2 separate regions of the Homo sapiens genome follow, and region 2 is linked to region 1. A link is a loop called in an ENCODE intact Hi-C map of the cell type or tissue named here. Cell type or tissue: heart right ventricle. All regions are shown on one strand. Links, peaks and the distances in the headings refer to the core of each region. The heading gives the core; the rest is flanking DNA.

The links. Hi-C counts contacts between places; a loop is a spot of excess contacts. Peaks named below come from ENCODE experiments on the same cell type or tissue, not always from the same donor. Only the 100,000 strongest peaks of a DNase experiment are listed, where the experiment ranks them.
Region 2: it touches region 1 in a loop (2.1-fold over the local background); 2 of 110 quality-filtered maps call a loop at or near these places.

The regions. Positions count from the first base shown.
Region 1 is chr1:56,965,041-56,977,574 of GRCh38, forward strand. C8B (complement C8 beta chain) reads right to left here and starts at 975. Exons shown (of 12, transcript NM_000066.4): 1 at 817-975. The coding sequence starts at 908. LOC112267900 (a long non-coding RNA gene) reads left to right here. Exons shown (of 8, transcript XR_007066117.1): 2 at 4,540-4,716. In heart right ventricle, for the core only: a CTCF peak has its summit at 3,420 (motif pointing left); no DNase peak of the experiment used is centred there.
Region 2 is chr1:56,850,436-56,858,435 of GRCh38, forward strand. It overlaps C8A (complement C8 alpha chain), which reads left to right and starts at 4,362. Exons shown (of 11, transcript NM_000562.3): 1 at 4,362-4,543. The coding sequence starts at 4,467. In heart right ventricle, for the core only: no CTCF peak of the experiment used is centred there; no DNase peak of the experiment used is centred there; H3K27me3 peaks cover 411 bases.

The sequences.
Region 1 (12,534 bases), core at 1-8,000:
GTCCCATGGGTAGGAGGTACTCCTCACATAAAGTGAAAGGTTTGTTCAGATCTCATTTTTGGACTAAGTAAAAGGAATGGAATTACAGTCCCTCTTCCCACAGGAGTGTTTACATGGAGGCCGGGGACACATGCACACTTCAACATCTCATGGCAGGGGTTTCTCATGCACACGGAGCATCCCCACATTGCTACGTCACTGGCTCTTCTATCACTGGAGCCCAAGTTTGAGCTCCCACTAGGATATTTTCTTTAGCTTGTTTTGCACCTTGTTAATGGAGACTAACAATGATGAAATAAATCAGCCAGCATTTAACTGCTGGGAACCTTGTGGGGGGTGAGAGAGAGAGAGAGAGAGAGTGTGTGTGTGTGTGTGTGTGTGTGTAAGAAGGGGGTGGGAAAGAACCTGAGAATCTGAAGATTTGGGGTTGATGAGCAGGTAGAGTAGGTCAATCTCATTTATTAAAATCATTTCATGAATTTGCTCTTTTGTCCTCTGTATGTAACAAACTTTCTTTTTCATAAAGAATCACACGGAGGCTTTGTTCAGAATACAGAAAAAATATCCTATTCTTCTCAGCATGACAAAATACATTTAAACCTGTCAGTTTCTTACAGGAACTTTTGTTGAAATCAGCTACTTGGTTCCACAATAATTTGAAAAGAGTTGTTGATAGTATGTTATCAGATGCATGCAAATTGCCTTAAGAGACGTTCCTCATTCAATAGGCATGCAACAAAGAGATGGTCAGCATCATGTGGCTGCACCTTCCCTGTCATATTATTGATCAGGGAATTATTGGTAACTGTCACTTACCTGGAGCCAGGCAAACTGAGACAGCCCAGGGCAGCACAGAGAAGAAATAGCTCCACCGGCGCCCTCCAAGCCCATGTCCTGGAATTCTTCATTTTCCCAATGTGACAGGAGATGCCACAGAGGCTGCTAGACCCATAACAAGCCTGTGCTGTGAGTGCCACTGTCAGCTTCTGTCCCCAAGAGCAAATAGCTCTGCAAAGTAAACAGAAAGCCACTAGTGACTGGAAACAGACTTTGCACAGACCAAAAACTTACCTGTCACTCTGGAAACCAACCAGAATAATGAAAAATCTGTAGCAGCATGGTGTTTATTCCTCTGTAACTTTAGGGTAAGCTGCCAAGTGGACAGGCTATTAGTGAGGTGGCAAGGACTGTGGGATCTAGGTCTAGACAGCCTGGGTTCAAGTACATTCTCTGCCACTGACTAGGTTGGTGCAAAAGTAATTGCAGTTTTTGTCATTGCTTTTAATGGCAAAAACCACAATTACTTTTGCACCAACCTAACAGCTTTGGACTATGGGCAAGTTGCTTTACTTCTGTGCCTTACTCTCCTTACTTGCTAAGTGGTGAGAATTAAACACGTTAATATAAGGAAATGTTTAGAACAGGCCTATGTTCAGCGCTCAGATATGTCAGCTATTATTACTTAGTAGAATTCAGGGTTTGGAGTCAGACAGGCCAAGGTTTGAATTCCATGTTTGCCTCTTTCCAGTTACATGATGTTGAGCAAGTCAGTAAGAGGCTGTAGGGCTCTAGAACCCATCTACCTGACTTCAAATTGCTTCTGTATGATTCACCAGCTGTGTGGCCAGAGAAAATTACTAACCCTCTCTGGGCCTAAGTTCCTTCATCAATAAAACAGGGATAATAATAATACCAACCTCACCGGGTTGTTGTGAAGATTAAATAAATTAGATTATTATTAATTATTATTGTAATTATAATTAATTATAATTATTATTATTAAATAAATTAGATTTATTTAATCTTCACAACATGTTCAAAACATGTTGAACATTGCCTGGCACATTCTATGTGCACTCTCTATAAGTGAGCTGGTATTTTTATTGACTGTCTCTGATTCTGTTTCTTCATATGTAAAATTAGGAGGACTATGACAACTTACCACTCACAGTTGGGAGAGTCAGACCAAATACTAAATGTGTAATTGTTGAACAAATAGGCATTATAGAAATAACTACATGACACTTTGGGAGGCCGCGGCGGGCGGACCACGAGGTCAGGAAATCGAGACCATCCTGGCTAACATGGTGAAACCCCGTCTCTACCAAAAATACAAAAAAAATTAGCCAGGCATGGTGTTGGGCGCCTGTAGTCCCAGCTACTCGGGAGGCTGAGGCAGGAGAATGGCGTGAACCTGGGAGGCAGAGCTTGCAGTGAGCCGAGATCGCGCCACTGCACTCCAGCCTGGGTGACAGAGCGAGACTCCGTCTCAAAATAAAACAAAACAAAACAAAACAAAAAAAACCCAGGAAATAACTACATGAAAATAATTATCTAAATATATATGTGCTGTTGTTGTTATTGTTTGCATCCCAAAAGATACAAATGACTGAGGTTCTCAAACCTACCTTCCTGAAAACCATCCCTGACTCCCCAGAATCAACATATTAAAGTCCAAACTGCACCAACCTGGCATTTACAAAACCAACCTGCAACGCATAAAGGGCTGAGTCCACGTGTTGGATGGCGTCCTGTTGCTTTTGCTATTGCAGATGTGGGTGAGGAACCTCACATGGGAGAGGCAGCTTGCAAGGTATGAGGGTGGGCTAGTAGAAAGAACACTGGATTTGCTTTCCTTAAACACAGTTACAGAGTTTCTCTAAGACTCTGTTTTCTCATCTGTGAAATAGGGATAATAATTCATTACTACCTACTTGATAAGTTTGTTTTGGGTTTGAACGTACAAAACGGGAAGCCTCCCCCTCCTGCCACCCCTGCCGAGTAGCTGGGTTGGGGTTGGAGAATCAAATAAGGAAGTATAGTGAGGGGATGGATGGGAAAGCCACAGAAGATGGTAGTCCTCTCACATTAATTGTGTCCAAAACACAGAACACAAGTTCTGCTGCCAGACCACCCAGGATGCATTCCAGTTGTCATAAGCCTAGGTGCAAGACTCCATGTCACCGTTGTCCCAAAGGATGAATTGACCTGAACTTTGACGCAATTGATTGTGGTGGTTAATCATTTGTAAACAAGCAGAAACTTGTGTTTCAAGAAAGATCCATGTCCTGTCTCCTATCTGCCTGCCTTTAAGAGAAGCCAAACCCTTAGAAGACAGGGCTCCCCTTCGACCTCCTCAACCTGATGTACTCACGGAGGAGCCTGCAGGTTTAGAGAGGACAGTTACACGAGTGAATCCTGTGCTCTCTCACCTCCAGGATTTTTGCATGCCGTTCCTTCTGTCCAGAGTATGTGCCACTTAGCTAAATACGACTCATTATTCGAGTTTTATATTAATGTCACTTGCTCAAGAAAGCCTTCCCAATAGATTCCCCTGGGGTTCTTAACGCTCCAGGCGCCCCCAGGTCTCCCGGAGTTCCAACCTCATCGCGCCCCCTGGTGGTTTCCCAGTGCAGCTCACCTGAGATCCCGCCTGGAGGACGGCAGCCTCAGGCTTTAGTGATAGTAATACACATATTTTTCAGGGACAGTTCTTAACAATTTAACAGTTTTCCCATACATCATCTTGTTTGATTTTGACAATAAGCCAAGAAACATAATATCATCTTCCAAGCCTCTAAGATGGGGCTTCACAGCTGTTTCCACAGCTGGTTAGTAGGACATCTTTGGCTTGATACACTTTTTTTTCTGACTCCTAAATGCTCCTTTTTCTAGCTCTGAAGCTTCCCCTTGCCCTTAGGATGTGCCAGCACTGCTTTAAGTCTTCACAGTTATCACACCACACTGCTCTTCTGGTCTAGCTGCTCTTACTCAGGGCTATAGATCTCATCTCTGACCATGCGAGAGCTTTGAAACTGATCATATGTCTCTAGGCCTTTAAACGATATGAAGGAATTTGTAACTCTAGGTCTGCGGATCCACTAACAGTTTGTTGTTTTTCCAACTTTTATTGACTGATTTTCCAGGCTCCACCCAGTTCCACAGCCAATGCCACTTTTCATGTTTCTGCTATGGCAGCACTCCACTCCTGGTACCTATTTTTGTATTAGTTAGCTTTTGCTGCATAACAAATAATCCCAAAATTGTAGACTAAAACAATCATCATTTATCAGCTCACAATTCCTTGGGTCATCAAATAGGCCTAGGCTAAAATGGGTGCTGGCCTTGCCTTGGTTCAGCCAACTGGTAGGTCAGCAGGAGCCTGGTTGGTCCAGGATGGCCTTACTCACCTGCCTGATGATTCATTCTGTCTGTCAGTTAGCACTGGCTGTTGGCTGAAGTGATGAAGTAAATGGGCCACATGACTCCAAATAGACTAACTCAGGCTTGATCTCAGGGTGATCTAATGGTTTCAAAAAGCAGCAAGAAAAGACAAGCCCCAGTGCACAAGTGCTTTCCAAACTTCTGCTTGCCTGATGTTTCTTAATGTCTCCTTGGCTGAAGCAATGGCCAAGCCCACATTCAAGAGCTAGAGACAGAGCTTATACCTGTTGATGGGAGGAAGAGCAGAGTCACATTGCAAAGGGGTATGCCTACAATTTTGGAAGGAATTCGTGGACATTCGGCAATTTCTTACAGACATGTGACACTTTCGGGCTGAAGCACTTAAGAGCCAGTGTGCCCTGTCCATTTCTGTCTTCTGTCCTGTGGATTTGGAAGCATGTGTTGACAGAACAATGTCTTATGGTGAAGGAAGCCTAAACCCCTGAGTCATTGGATGGAGGAGAGCCCATGTTGACCCATAAAGGACTTCATGTGAGTTAGAATTCAACTTTTGTTGTGCTATGTTATTGGGATTTGGTGGTTTATTGTTGCTGCAATAATACCTACCCCATTCTGACCAATATACTTTTAATATATTCTTACATTGCATAAAAAATTTGGTGTGTATATACATTTTTCTGGGGGAAAAATCCATAACTTTCCTGAGATTCTCAAAAGGACTTAAGATTTAAAAGAAGTAAAACAAAACAAAACATTTCCTCAAGAGATACAACTTTTTCAGCCAACATAATTATCTGTCTCCTTTTGAAGATCATGTGATATAGTGTGAAGTATTTGAGGATTCAGAAAGACTGAGACATCTCATTTCTCCTGTGACTTAGTTTATATCCTGGACCAACCCCTTAAGCCCTCTAAGCTGTAGTTTACTGAGTTTCAAATGCAGGCTTGTTGATAAAACACTTCAACAATCATTTATTGAGCACCTACTAGATGCCAAGTGCAATGCTACTTGACTGGGTATAAAGATGAGTGTGTAATGGACCTTCCCTATGAAAGCTCACAGCTTAGTGAGATGGGCAGGCACAGTAAAACATCACAGCAGTACAGTGTGACAATGAGAGAGGTTTACACAGCATAGCTCAGGCATCAGCGAAGTATGTGTGTGGCCATTGGAAAAGTATTCTCAGGAATGAGGTGACACTTAAGGGTTAAAGAGGAGTTAGCAAATGAAAGGGAGGGCATGTGGCATTACAGATAAAGGGGTCATCAAAGTTATGATCCAAAGGTGAGGAAGGTCACTGGGTCTGTGGGAACCATAAGCCATTCAGTGTTGCTGTAGCACAGAGTTCAGCATGAGCAATGGAAAGAAATGAAACAGGAGAGGCAGGCAGGAGCCATATCAGGTAGGGCCTGATGAGCATGCTAATGACATGGATTTTATCCAAACTGCAAGAGAAGCTATTGAAGGGTGTTAGGAGGAGAAGAAAAGGGACTGCTTTCTTTGAGAGATTACTCTTGCTACAGTGTAGAGAATGGATTAGAGGGAGGCAAATTGGAGCCGAGAGACCCCTTAGGAGGCTGTCCTAAGAGTCCACTGAGAAAAGATGCAGGCCTGAATTAGGGTGGTGGTAGCAGAAGAGAGAGTAGAGATGGAAAGGAAGGCATAAACATAATACCTGTCTTATGTCACTGAGGGAAGAAAATAACACACCCTCAGTGAACAGTGAAAGGCTTTGTACACTACACAGCTCTGTGCAAAGGTGGAATTATGATGACTGAGGTTATAGTTCTCTACTAAGGAAGGTATATAAAGTCCCTGGGGCTGAGCCTGGCAGCTGTTCAGGGTGACACCACCCTACACAGCACGCATTTCGCCCTTCATCACACACAGCCCCATGGATTACAGCATGGTCTTGTCCACCTTCAGATGAGCTCCTTGTCTTCCAGGCTCACCTTCCCTGGATCCTGGAGGACAGAATCTATCTCCCTCCTGTTGTTCTAGAGCCTTAATCAGTGTCTGGGAAATGCCGACGTCTACTGTTTCCACTGTAGATTTTTCCTTGCGGCCTGGGGAACCTGATTTTCAAAAGTCCTTAGCTGACTGCTGTGATAACTACATCACCGAAGGTGGTTATGCATATTGGAATGCCTTATCCATTGCATGGGTATTATCACCACTGTGGTTCAAAATTTTCCCAGAAGGAAGTGTAGGTGGGCTGAGTGGGCAACAAGGTTATTGGAGGGCTATCTGGGGAAAATAAAACCCGAATGAGAAAAAGAAGTGGCTCTATTCCCAACTGGAAAAACAAGAAGGAAAAAAATTAAAAGAAAGATAATGATAGCCAGCAAAATTATCCTCCTGTGGCAAAGAGAACAGCCGTGTAGGGAGCCCATATCTCTTTGCTCTTAAACTACACTACATGTCCTAGCTTCCCTTGCAATTATACTTAACCCTGTGACTGCAGTCTGGTGAATGAAATATAGGGAGAAGGGGTGTGTACTGTTTTATGTCTGACCCATGATAAACCTCCAGTGTGAAATCCTACACTCTCTTTTTTCCTCATATGCCAGCTACATGTGGGTACCCATGGTAATCGTGAAAGCTAGTGCTAAAGAGGGCAGAATCTCTGGCAGCCTGAGTTCCTGCATGACTGCCTGGAGCAGAATCTTCTGCACTCTCTTCTGATTAGACTATGCAAGAGTAAAAAAGAAATTTCTATTGTAGTAGGCCACTGAGATGTCAGTGTTTTTCTGTTATAGTGGCTAGCATTACCTAAACAAATACACTCTCCTTCCCCAAATCCTCATTCTCCACCTCACAAAACTGGCAAGCATTGACTAGAAAGGAGTCACAGGTTGAAAACCGCCTTCTAAGTGGTCAATGTCTATGACATGGATGTGGTGGTGGCAGGAAGGCAGTGTCTATTTAGCAGAGGAGGCTATCTATTCTAGGGTTTTGTTTGTTCTCTGTGTTGACAGATATGGAAATTCTGTGTCCTTTATTATGTATATTTCTGTATATAAAGAATGGATATCTATTTATCTGTGGACATGCACAGGTGCCCTCTTTCTTCTATGGTGCATGGTCTTATAAATTATAGGTAATTATTTCTCTCTGGCTGTAAAAGAGGCTTAGATGTAGAATACCGTGTAAGCCATATAGTTCAGGAACAGATAGTGGTATGGTTTGCATGTGTCCCCACCCAAATGTCATCTTGAATTCCCATGTGTTATGGGAGAGACCCGGTGGGAAGTAATTGGCTCATGGAGGCAGGTCTTTCCCATGCTGTACTCGTGATAGTAAATAAGTCTCACAAGATCTGATGGTTTTAGCTCTCTTCTCTTGTTTGCCAGCATGTAAGATATGCCTTTCACCTTTCGCCATGAGTGTGAGGCCTCCCCAGCCACATGGAACTGTAAGTTCATTAAACTTCTTTATTTTGTAAATTGCCCAATCTTGGGTATGTCTTTATCAGCAGCATGAAAATGGACTAATACAGATAGGATGTGTACTAATAACGGTTGGTCAGCACTGATGGTGACAATGAGCACTGTATAACCAGGTGGATGCAAAAGGTGCTCCAAGTGTGCTCCAAGGCGAGGGGTTCACCAGAGTGCTGAGAGGAGAGCTGACCTCGCAGATGTTGTTTCCATCATTTGGGATGTGCTCGCCAAATGCAAGAGGGCGGACTGAAGAGATAGCTCTTTAGGTACAATTTGATTTGGTACTAGTTATTTAGGGCCAGGTGTGGGCACAATATGTTTAATACTGGAGGTACAGTACATCATATGTTCTGTTAAGTCGTTTTTGTGGTTCCTAAAAATCTTTGAATATTTTACTGACCTCATGAGCCATGAGGCATTGACATCATTGGGATAGGCAATGAAACATCTCCAGTTCAACTCAGAGCAACTCATTTTCACAAATGTTTTTAATATAAGTACAGACAATTGAAAGATTACTCACTTTCTACTCCAGATAGTTCCAGAAATGCTAGAAATGTGTGGGGAGGAAAAATGGGATTCTACTTGGCAATGGGCCTTGAAACTAATTCCCTGGGGGACTTGAAACAACTGATGGATTATGTAGTTGCATTGATTTTGTGGATTAAGTGTGGCAAATGGTGAAGTTTAGGCCACCCTGTGCATCTGTTCATTTGCTCACTACACGATCAAGTTCAAACTTTTAGCCTAGCAAATTAACAATTTCTCAATCTCTATGCTCCAGCTACTCCAAACTTCTTCTCTTTTTTTTGAGATGGAGTCTTACTCTGCCACCCAAGCTGGAGTGCAGTGGTGCAATCTCGGCTCACTGCAACCTTCACCTCCCAGGTGCCAGCAATTCTCCTGTCTCAGCCTCCCAAGTAGCTGGGATTACAGGTGCCTGCCACCTTGCCCAGCTAATTTATATATATATTTTAGTAGAGACGGGGTCTCACCATGTTAGTCAGCCTGGTCTTGAACTCCTGACCTAAGGTGATCCATCCTTCTCAGCCTTCCAAATTGCTAAGATTACAGGTGTGAGCCACTGTGCCCGACCCAAACTTCATACCAATTCAAACACTGCATAAGTTCATTTATTCATTCAAAAAATATATGTTCAGTGTCCACTATGTGCTGGACTCTGTGCTAAGTGGAGGATTCAGCAGTAAATATCACTCTTGGCTCCCTACCTTCATGGAGTTTCCAGTTTCATAGAGGAAATAAACCCAAGTAATTGAACACATCTATAATTATGACTTGGGTAACTTTAAGTAGAAAACCATGTACTTTCTTGACTACACTAGTCGGGTGGCTGTGGAAGGGGAGTCTGGGAAACTTCCCCTGTGCTTGTGAAGCCCCAAACCGAAGAGCGAAGTGATTGACTAGTCAGGCTTTTGAACTATGATGCAATTTCTGATGTTACACAGTGTCAGGGTTTCTGTTATCTGATACAGCCATAAGAAACTACCAGAATGCTTAGTGTCTGAAAACATTAATTATGTTACCATTACTCACAATTCTGTAGCTCAAGAATTCAGGCTGGCCCGGAAGGAAGGGGCATCTCTCTTCCATGTGATGTCTGTTGGGGCTGGAACAGTCCCAGTTGTTTCTCCACTCACAGGTCTGTTGACTTGGCTCAGAAGCTTGATGGCTGAAGGTTAGATTGGACAGCCTGGCTGGGGCTGTGGTTCTCCTCAGGCCTCCTCCTCTTCAGGTGGCCATCCAGCGGGCCTCTCCACAGGGTCTCTCCAATAGTGCAACTCAAGTTCTCACATGACATCTCAGGGCTCCCAAGGGTAGAAATGCAGAAGTTGCCACATCTTCTTAAGGCTGTAGCCTGGAACTAGCATAGACTTGCTTCCATCATATTCTACTGGTTAAAATGAGTCACAGGGTCAGCCCAGAGTCAATTTGGGAGACAGCAACACAATACAGGTGGGGTGGTGCATTGGGGACAATCTCTGAAAACCAGTTACCACATTCAGGAAGTGGCATTGCTTAATGAAGGACTTTTTTAAAAATACAAGTTTTAATCAAAAGAGCCCCTTTCTCCCAAAGAATATGCGAGTACCTTCCTTTATCCAATGCTGATAGAGAATATGGCTTACAGAGGTAGGTGGAACTTTTTGATTAGAGATAGGTATGCCACTGTACCGCCAAACCACAGGGAAACATCCTGTCCAGACTCACAAGTGCAGTAATTCTTTGATCAGGACTTAAGACTTACAATGGAGGGCTGGGCACAGTGGGGCACACCTATAATCCCAGCATTTTGGGAGGCTAAAGCAGAAGAATTGCTTAAGGCCAGGAGTTTGAGAGCAGCCTGGACAAAATTGCAAGACCCCATCTGGTGTGGTGGCACAAACTTGTAGTCCTAGCTACTTGGGAGGCTGAGGTAAAAGGATTGCTCCAGCCCCGGAGTTTGAGGCTGCAGTGAGCTAGGATTACGCCACTGCTCTCTACCCTGGGAGACAGAGTGAGACCCTTTCTCTAAAACACAGTAAAAACATAAAAAAGACTTAGAATGAACTTTGAGAATTGGCAGGTACAGTGAACAAGATCTTTCTTCAAAGGGTTTTAAGACCCTTGATGAATGGAAATGATGTAATCCAAAGATGGGGCATGAGAGAGAAGAGCAGGGGCCCTCTAAAGATGATCACCAGATCTCACAAGCAAACCACAGCAAGGAGAACCCGGTCCTGCCTGACCAGAGGCCATTCCCTTTGCCAAGGAAGACATCAAATCTGACACCAGAACTCCAATCTAGCATTTCTACAGTTTGTTGTATATTTCTGCTTAACTGTGTGGTAAATCTAACATATGAAATTAGGCTAGGATTGTACACACGTTAAGAGGGCAGCTCTGCAGGCAGAACGTCTGTTGGTAGAGCCTGTCTCTACAACTTACTGAATGTGTGGCATGGGCTATGTTACTTAGCATTTCCGTTCAGGGCTGTGAAAGTGCTTAGCACAGTGCCACACATGACAGGAAATGGTAACGATTAATATCATCATTGGTTATGTTCTGGCTGTTAATTTCATAATTTCCAACTTAAACAGCCTTCCAGCTAGACAATTGACTTGATGGGCTCCTGTATGTATCCACTGATGTGAAAAGTTTAGCAACCAGAGCCCTTTTTTCGGAAGGGAAGATTTATTTCAGTCTAGATGCAGTCAGCATCCAACTTTGCAGAATTTGCTAGAGAGGAAAAGCCTGGCTTCATAAACCTGGCTACCTACACATGGTTCACAAACAGCAGGTCAAAGTCAAGGATGAATCCAGGACACCTAAATCATACTGACTGATATGGTTTGACTGTGGGTCCACCCAAGTCCCATCTTGAATTGTAGCTCCCATAATTCTGCATGTCATGGGAGGGATCTGGTGGGAGGTAATTGAATCATGGATGTTGGTCTTTCCCATGCTTTTCTTGTGATAGTGAATAAGTCTCATGAGACCTGATGGTTTTATAAAGGGGAGATCCCCCACATAAGCTCTTTTGCCTGCTGCCATGGAAGACGTGCCTTTGCTTCTCCTTTGCCTTCTGCCATGATTGTGAGGCCTCCCCAGCCATGCTGAACTGTGAGTCCATTAAACCTCTTCCCTTTATAAATTACCTAGTCTTGGGTATGTCTTTATTAGCAGCACGAGAACAGACTAATACACTGACTGACTGACCCAATTACCTTTTTTGTTGTTGTTTAATATAGAAACAACACATTTTAGGAGTCTTATAAGTATACATGTGGTGTTGATTTTGATTCAAAATATTATTATACTTTACAAGTTTCTGTTTCTCCTGAATGCACTTGTCTATTAACTCTGATACAGGTTTGGATAGCTGCACTTGTCAAAGTGTGCAATTGTTATTCCTCTGGGCTCTCCGATACCAGAATCTCTATATGTGAGCCAGGTATAGAGGAATTCCCTGTCTTCTTAAGGGATGACATCAGAGAGAGGCTACATGCACAGGCTCTGCAGCCCTGACGCATGGTGCAAAAGTGGACTACCACACTTACTAGCTGTACTTCTTAACTTCATTTTTCCTGTCTGGAAAATATGGCTAATTGTGCCCACCTTATGGGGCTCCTGTGAAGATCAAACAAGTAACCATACATAAAATGTTTAGAACAATTCTGGGCACATGATGAGTACATTATACAAGCATTAGCTTTTATAATTATTCAGCTTCTACATCAAATGGAAGTTTTTTACTTTATTTCATTAGTTTTTGGGGAAGAGGTGGTTTTTGGTTACACGGATAATTTCTTTAGTGGTGATATCTGAGATTTTGGTGCACCTGTCACCCAAGCAGTGTACACTATATCCAATGTGTAGTCTTTTATCCCTCACGACTCTCACCCTTCTCTGCGAGTCCATTATATCATTCTATGCACTTGCATCCTGATAGCTTAGCTCCCACTTATAAGTGAGAACATAAAGATATTTGGTTTTCCATTCCTGAGTTACTTCACTTAGAATAATGGCCTCCAACTTCATCCAAGTTGCTGCCAATGCCATTATGTGGAAGTTTATCCCAGTTCTCAGGTCACCCCTGTCTGGACCCTGACTCTGAACCTCAAGGACTTCCTTAAACAAGGGTGGAAAGAGGGCAGAGAGATGGCTTTTTCCAATGTAGAGATCTGCCTGATGCCTAAAACCTAGCCCCAGATTTAAGATTCTTCTACGAGGCAGAATGGAGTGGGAGGAAACGTTATGCGATTCACGCTACAGAATGCGGTTTGGCCCATTCTTGACACTTGCATACCACCTGTGTGTGTTCTGGGGCAGGTGGAGTCTCCCTTCTGAATCTCTGGTTCTCACCTGTGCAATAAGGTAGCAATCCCTGTGGGAAGGAGCCCCCAG
Region 2 (8,000 bases), core at 1-8,000, 110 kb before region 1:
ACCCTTTAGATGCCATCATGGTACTGGAACTTGCGTAGAAGCAGCCCCTCTACCATGTTGCCACCTGGGATCTACAGCTGGAGTCATTCTATTAGCTTCTGCTGGTTGCATCGTTCTGCCAGAGGGGTTCACAATCAGTCCAAGGAACCAGCACACAGATTTCTCACATCCTCCCTCCAATAGTCTCTTTGCCAGATCCCTCCTTTCTTCCACTTTCTCTTTTCTTGGTACTTAAATGAAAGCTCTCATGCATATGAATGGGGAAAAATAGATTGTGAGAAGGGGGAGCATTGTTTGAATAAAACAGCAACAGCTGCTCAAAATGCCCAGTTGTGAATAGATTTCTTCATTTAGTGTTTAAATATCTTCATTTTAGATATTTAAATATCTTTAGATTAAATATCCTCATTTGGTGCTTGATCCTATCCTGTTAGATAGGTATTATTTTATCCATTTTACAGATGAAGAAACTAAGGCTAGGAGACAACAACTGGCTAGTGGCACTTTCTGATCTAAAGCTGTGTTTTTTCCACTCCAGCACATTGCCTCCATTTGCACTACAGAATTTAGATCTCCTATTTGGACTGGGCCAGCACGGGGGGGAACGTGGCGCAGAGCTTCTAAAAGCTTTGCAGAGAGCACAGATCTGGATGTCACCCCGTGGGAGCAGTCTGAGCCAACATAGGACATGTTCCTTTCTGAGGTCATAACTCACAGGCTGACTTAGATAGTGAAAAGTGTTTCCCTAAGACAGGCAATGTGTTTTCAAAATGAATTGCCATCTCCCTGTCTGTTCTGCGTGGTATTTTATAACTATCTATCTTTGATAACAAAATGCTACAATTAAGGTGGAATCCACATATGCAAACCTAACAATTTTTTGGCATTTCCCATTCATCTTAGAACAGTTGGGCTGAAAGCAGATAGATGCCCCTCCCCCATCCCAGTGCAGGCATGCACACATGCACACACACACTCACTCATAGAGGCACTGAACACTCACTCCACTCACTCCCATTTCTTATTAGCTTTTCTCCTTTGATTTCATCCTGTGATGATTTTGCTTTCTTTGTCCCCTAGAAATTATATTCGTTCTCTGCTAAAGCATAATAGATCATCAGACTTGGAGCTGGAAGGCCCAGGCCTTAGTCCTGATATACCACTTAGCAGTTGCACCAGACCAAAAAGATCTGAAGTTTTGCAGTTGGACGGATTATAAATCCATGACTCCAAGACTCGCCTGCTGTGTGATTGCAGGCAAATTACTTAACCACCCTGAATTTCAATATCCTTATTTTCAAAACTGCATTAGTATTACTGGCCTTCCACGGTTGCTGTGAAGATTAAGTAGACATGTAAGGTGGCAGGCACTGGGCTTGGGATTCCAAACATCTTAGTTTCATTTTCCCCCTCAATCGCTATCTGTCTGACTCTCAAGATTCTCTTCAGGATAACGATTTTTTTTTTTTTTTTTTGAGCTAGGGTCTGGCTCTGACACCCAGGCAGGAGCACAGTGGCGTGATCTTGGTTCACAAGATCTGATGATCCTCCCACCTCTGCCTCCGAGCTCAGGTGATCCTCCCACCTCAGCCTCCCAAGTATCTGGGACTACAAGTGTATGCCACCATGCTTGGCTAACTTTTGTATTTTTTGTGGAGACAGGGTTTCACCATGTTGCCCAGGATAGGATAATGATTTTTAATCTCATGAGATTATTTTGAGAATCAAATGAGAAAATATGTCTAATCATATTCTGAAATAGTAATCTATTTTTAATTGCTTATTTGCTTATTCACTCAATCAACAACAATTTCCTATTAAAGATTTTATTGTTAAGTGATATGGATGATTATAAATAAGAATCAGACACAGAACTTACACTAAAGACATGTTCATTCTCCAGTTACGCCCTGCTCCCCTAGAAGAATATGAAACAAAAATTATAAGTGCTGCTAGCACATTTATGAGGTTGAGCTTCCAAGCAGACACCTTTTAGATGGAGCCACCAGCAAAAGATCCATGATGGATCTGACATTTGAGAAGATGCTTGGCAAAAAGGGAGGAGATGACGGATGAAGATAGTTCAGATGGAAGGCCCAGTGTGAGCAAAGCCACAGCAGCAGCAAAGCATGAGGAAGGTGAAGGGAACCTAGACTATGCTGTGGGGGATCATTGCAGAGTTGTGGTTGATAAGGCTGCAAAAATGGGCTGGGACTCATTTATGGAGGAATTTGGACTTTTACTCTTAGAGATAATGGGGGAGCCACTGCAGCTTTCTGAGTAGGACAGTGATGTTGTCAGAGATTGTTTCCTTGATGATGAATCCAGCAGTGCTAGAGAGGGAGGGTTGAAGTGAGAAGTGGAGGCCCACTAGGAGTGGGTAATGAGAGTTACAGAGAGATGAGGCCCTGATATGGATCAAAGACAGTGAGGATGAAGGAGAGAAGCTTGGCAGGAAAATATTACAGAGGAATATGGTGGGGTATAAGGGACCGTGCTGGGGGTGGGGTGGGAGAGGTGATAAAGGTTAAGGAAGAGTCCTAAAGCCATTGAGGGCTTGGGTAAGGAGAAAAGACATCAGAGACATTTAGAGAAGGAGCTGCTTTAAGAAGGAAGACCCGATTGCTTTTATTTCAGGGATCAGGGGAAGGCAGACCAGTTTTTCTGTGGGGCAGTGTTTCCCAGCCTAGGTACTCTTGATATTTTGGGCCAGACAATTTTTTGTCCTGGGCACTGTAGGATGTGTGGCAGCATCCCTGGCCTTTACGCACTAGGTGCCAGTAGCACAACTCCCCAAGTTGTGATAACATAAATATCTCTGAACATTGCCAAATATCCCCTGAGGGCAAAATCACCCCCAGTGGAGGACACTGTTGTAGCGGAGGTTGTCTCCTCATGAGAAAAGCTGTGGGAGGAGTGGGGGAACTTGAGCTACACTTCCCAGGGGGCTCTGTGGATCTGTTTCAGGAACTTTGACTACGGATGAGAAAGGATGGAAGTTGGTAGAAAGAGGTGGCCTCCAGATGTGCCATCCTGAACTGGCCCCAGGGTGTCCAGATAGAATACCCTCCATTGTCCTCCATATCTTCAGTGAAAGCAAAATGAAATGCTAGTCACGCTGGAATATTGTGGAGCAAACAGAAAGTGTGGTTTTCAAAGTAGGGTAGAACTGAGGCCAAGAGGACCAAGGAGTCAAAATGAAAAGAGGTAGGAGAAAGAGAGACACAGAAATCACAGGCTCCGGGGACTTCCCAGGACCCAGAATCCACATTTACTTCTGTCAAGTTTACCAAAATCTCTGAGAAAAGGGAGATGATAACAATTTGGTGCCTTTAAAAAAATCTCCGCATTTAAATCAGAAACACATTTTCTTAAGCATACAAGTCATTCATTAAAATTTCTCCTAACTTTGAGATCAGTAATGATACTACTGGACAGTCCTGCTAATGAGAGAATCTAAATATTCCCAAGGATATTGAGACAGCTATACAACCTTGGGCAAGTTAGTTACTTTCTCTGGGCCTCCATTTCTTCATCTTCATTAATTCCATCTAAATGGAATTAATAATTTCCATCTCATATCCCTGCTATGAAAATTAAATAAGACATATGAAATGCCTGCCACATAGTAGCCATTAAATTATTGTCTGTGTATCTATCCATCATCTATGTATTTACCTACCTATCTATCCATCCATCTCAATTTAATTTAATTTATGTCTTGAAGAGTAAGAGATTTTAGGCAGGTATGGCACCATTAGTCCTGATGTGTGGTTTTATTGACATTATAATTCTAGAGAGTGCTTCTGGAGATGTCTATTTAAGACATTTGGCCCCCTCAATAAACAGATACCCTGGATCTCAATGATGCCCAATGTCTGTATGAAAAGTGGAAAGTCCATTGAATTACACATATATTTCAGGATTTAGATGTTTGGCAACGTACAGTAGAACCTTCATGTAATGGTTAGCATTTCCTACATTTTTCTGAGTGCTTTATGTCTGAGTTGATATACCAATATTAGCCTTGTTTCAGTCTTGCAAAATAGATTGATCTGACCTCAGAAGTTCCAAGAGACACTGAAAAAGACCAGGAATTCTAGAACTGCATCTTGGTTTGGTTTTTGCCTCCTTTTGAAAATAAGACCTCTTTGCTAAGCTGGTATTAGTTAAATATCTTCCTTTCCTTAACCACACGGATATTGTTTTTCAAAAGGTCTAAAGGGCAGTGGCCTTTGGTGCCTGGAACACTTTTAGAGTATTTAGGTAATCAATACCCTGGTTACTATTTAACCATATTTGAAAGAGAATCAAGTGAGTTCTGTGCAAATCAATGTGTATCTGGGTGAGTTTCCAACATCAGATAGATCTTACAGGTCCCAGCCTGTAGACATCTTTTACTCCAATTTCCTGAATAGATAGCTTTATTCCTTCAAGGTAATATAGTGCGGTGGCTTCTGGCTGAGATGTTTGCTGTTGTTTTCTTCATCTTGTCTTTGATGACTTGTCAGCCTGGGGTAACTGCACAGGAGAAGGTGAACCAGTAAGTGGGCCATATGTCTCTGCAAAACTTGCACGTAGGAATCACCTGCTGGGGAACTAAGACACTTTTATGTTTGCAGCAGAGGCTGTGTTAGAATGGAAAATAACCTCTTTTCATGTTATTACTACTCCTGTGGAGGAGGATGGGACAGTGAAAAGACCGTGCACTTGGAGTCAAATTGGTCTATGTGTAAATCACAGCTCTAATGCTTAGAAGCTGAATAATTCAGGGTAAATCATCTCATCGGTTTGATCCTTAGTTTCCCTAGCTGTAAAATGAGAATAATAATACCTCTTCTATAAGAGTTAATGTAGATAAAATAAGATCCTGAATATAAAATGTACTCAGCTTATAGTAGACACTTAATAAATGACAGTTCTCCTGAGTGGTGCTGAACAGTTAACTTAACCCCTACTTTCTTATCTGTAAAAGAGCATCATAAGAGTGCTGTCTCATAGTTTTGGGGGAGGATAAAATTAGATAATGTGTTCAAAATCACTGTGGGGAAGGCAAAGGACTATAGAGATGCTGGGTCATTTGATTCTAAAAATGACTTTATCTTTTGCTATGGGATAATAGAGGGAGGTGATGTAGTTTCATATGTACATTGTGTTTTACCCATTCTATTTTCTTGAGATTTCCAAGCTTGCTTCATGGGTTTTTTTTTTTTGGTATCTTAATATTAAGTATTTTGTGGAGCCTAAGCAGTCCTTTATTTCACCTTCGGGATAGCTTTAAAGCAATCCCTGTCTCCCAAACATTAAAGATTTTAAATAGAATTATTTAATTCTAATTCTTGATAGATGATGCAATTTTGAATCATTAGTGCTTTTAAATGCTAGAGCAAGTGAGAATTCCTTTAAGTAACAGTTCAGAAGGGAGGAAAGCATTTTTAAAAGCAGTTAATTTGTAACTTGTATTTAAAGGAAATACAATTTTGAAATCAGAAAATTCATCTGTAATAATTAGAAGATAAAGGCAAGAGAACTGTGTAAAGGAAATCTCCGCCGAGATATTCTTAATTATAAAAGCTTATCATTGTAATCCTTTTTGAAAATGAACAAAGAGTCTTGATGTTTGATGAACTTATCAAACAAGACAGACCAGTGAAGGGGCAAATTTCAAGTCAAGGCAAAATGGAACCAATTAAATACTTTACAAAGTGCTGAAGGAGGAAATCATGAGGTCTTTGTATCTAATGCCAGTGTGTCTGACACTGACTTTGAAAGTGAAAAACTACATGGTGAAATGATTTTATTAGGTTCAAATTCTGGCACTGACATTCACTAGCTGTCTGATCTCAGGCAAGTTATTTAATTTTTCCAAGCTTCATTTTCCTTACCTGTACAATGGGAGGAAAGTAAGAACAAAAATTAAATGCATGAAAGTACTTAGATCAATACCTGTTACCTATTACCTAGTAATCATTCAGTGAAAGCTGTCACCAGTGCTGCTGTGTGATTGTTATTGTTATTTTTTGGTATTTCCATTCCCTTGATGGTTGACAATAATCAGACAAAACAAATTTATAATATGCCAATTGGCATGGATCTTTCTGATCAGTCAGAGATTTTAAACTTTATTTTTAAGTAATAGCACTCTTTTTCCCTGCAAAATAAAATTTCACATGAACCCTAACATTGAAAACATATTATATAGTTTTACATTTTAATGGTACACATTTATTTTATAAGTTCATGTTTAACATTTGCTTATTATAAAATCTTAAAAATTTGTTGAGAAAAACATTTTAAAACAATGGTGATGGAAGGAAGTTATAATCTTCAGCCTAAAAATCAGTGGATCTCTATTACATATTTTATACAAATTTATTTTATAAGTTCATGTTTAACAGTTGCTTATTATAAAATCTTAAAAATGTGTTATTTGAGAAAAACATTTTAAAACAATGGTGATGGAAGGAAGTTATAATCTTCAGCCTCAAAATCTGTGGGTCTCTATTACATATTTTATACAAATAACACCTTTCATTATGTGTGTTGCTTAGAAGTTTTTAATTTCAAGTTTCTAATTTGCTTAGAAGTTTTAATTGCAGTTCTTTTAATGTATTGGGATTTGTTTTTTACTAAGAGTGTGATCAACCTTAGTGAATATTCCATATGCTCAAAAAAGTGCATTATTCTGTTGTTCAGTGTAGTTCCAAGTCAATTAAGTCAAGTTGGTTGTTAATGTCACTCAAGTTTTCATCTTGTTCTATTGATTACTGAGAAAAGAATGTTGCAATCTCCAACTGTATTTGTGGATTTGCCTACTTACAGTTCTATCAGTTTTTGCTCCATGTATTTTAAAGCTCTGTTATTAAATACACACACACACACACACACACACACATCTAGAGTTATTCTGACTGCTTGATAATTTACCCTTTTATTATCATGAAAGGCTTCCATTATCCCTGGCAATGGTCCTTGTTCTGCAACCTATTATGTTTATTATTAATACATATAGTTATGCTTGCTTTCTTATGATCTGTGTGTGCATGGCAAATCTTTTTCTATTATTTTATTTTAACTTATATGACTATATTTAAAAATATAATTCATGTGAACATACATAGATGAGGCTTGCTTTAGCTAGTCTAACAATCTCTGTCTTTTGATTATAGTAATTAGACCACTTATATCAAATATAATTATTGATATGCTTGGGTTTGAGTTCACCATTTTACAATTTGTTTTCTATGTGTCCCATGTCTTCCTTGTTTCTATTTTTTTCTTTTTTTGGGCCATCTTTTAGATTTATATTTTTCTAATTCCAAGGTGGTATGGTTCTGTGGGTTATAGTTTTCATCAAATTTGAAAATTTTTGCCATGATTCATTCATATATGTTTTCTGCCCCATACACTCTCATCTGTCTTTCTTATAGTCCAATTACAGAGATGCTAGCCTGCTTGATAAAGTCCCACAGGTCAGTGATGCTCTTTCTTATTTTGTTGTTGGCAGTTTATTTTCTGTTTCATTTTGGTTTCTATAACTCTATATTTATTAATTTTTTGTTCTGCAATGTTTAATCTGCTGTTAAGCCTGTCCAGTGAATTTTAAATTTCAGTTAATATAATTTTCAGCTTTAAATGTCTCATTTGGTACCTTCTACTATCTTCTACTACCCTTCTCATTATCCTCTTAATTCTCCTCAAATATTGGAGCATATTTACAATAACACTTTTAATGTTCTTGTATGCTGATTCCATTATTTCTGTTTCGTTGGTCTTTAGAATTAGGAAGGATTTAGTATCTAGCTTAATCCACTCATGTTGCAGAGCAAGAAACTGAACCTTAGAGAGAGAAGGGGAGTATTCAATAACAAGATAACTCAGATAGGCATTTATGAATACTGGCCAATTTAACCCTTATTACATTCTTCTAAGAGTGTTGATTTTACTATCCATCAATTGAAGGCCAAAATTTTCAACCCAATATTTCCATTGATGAAAAG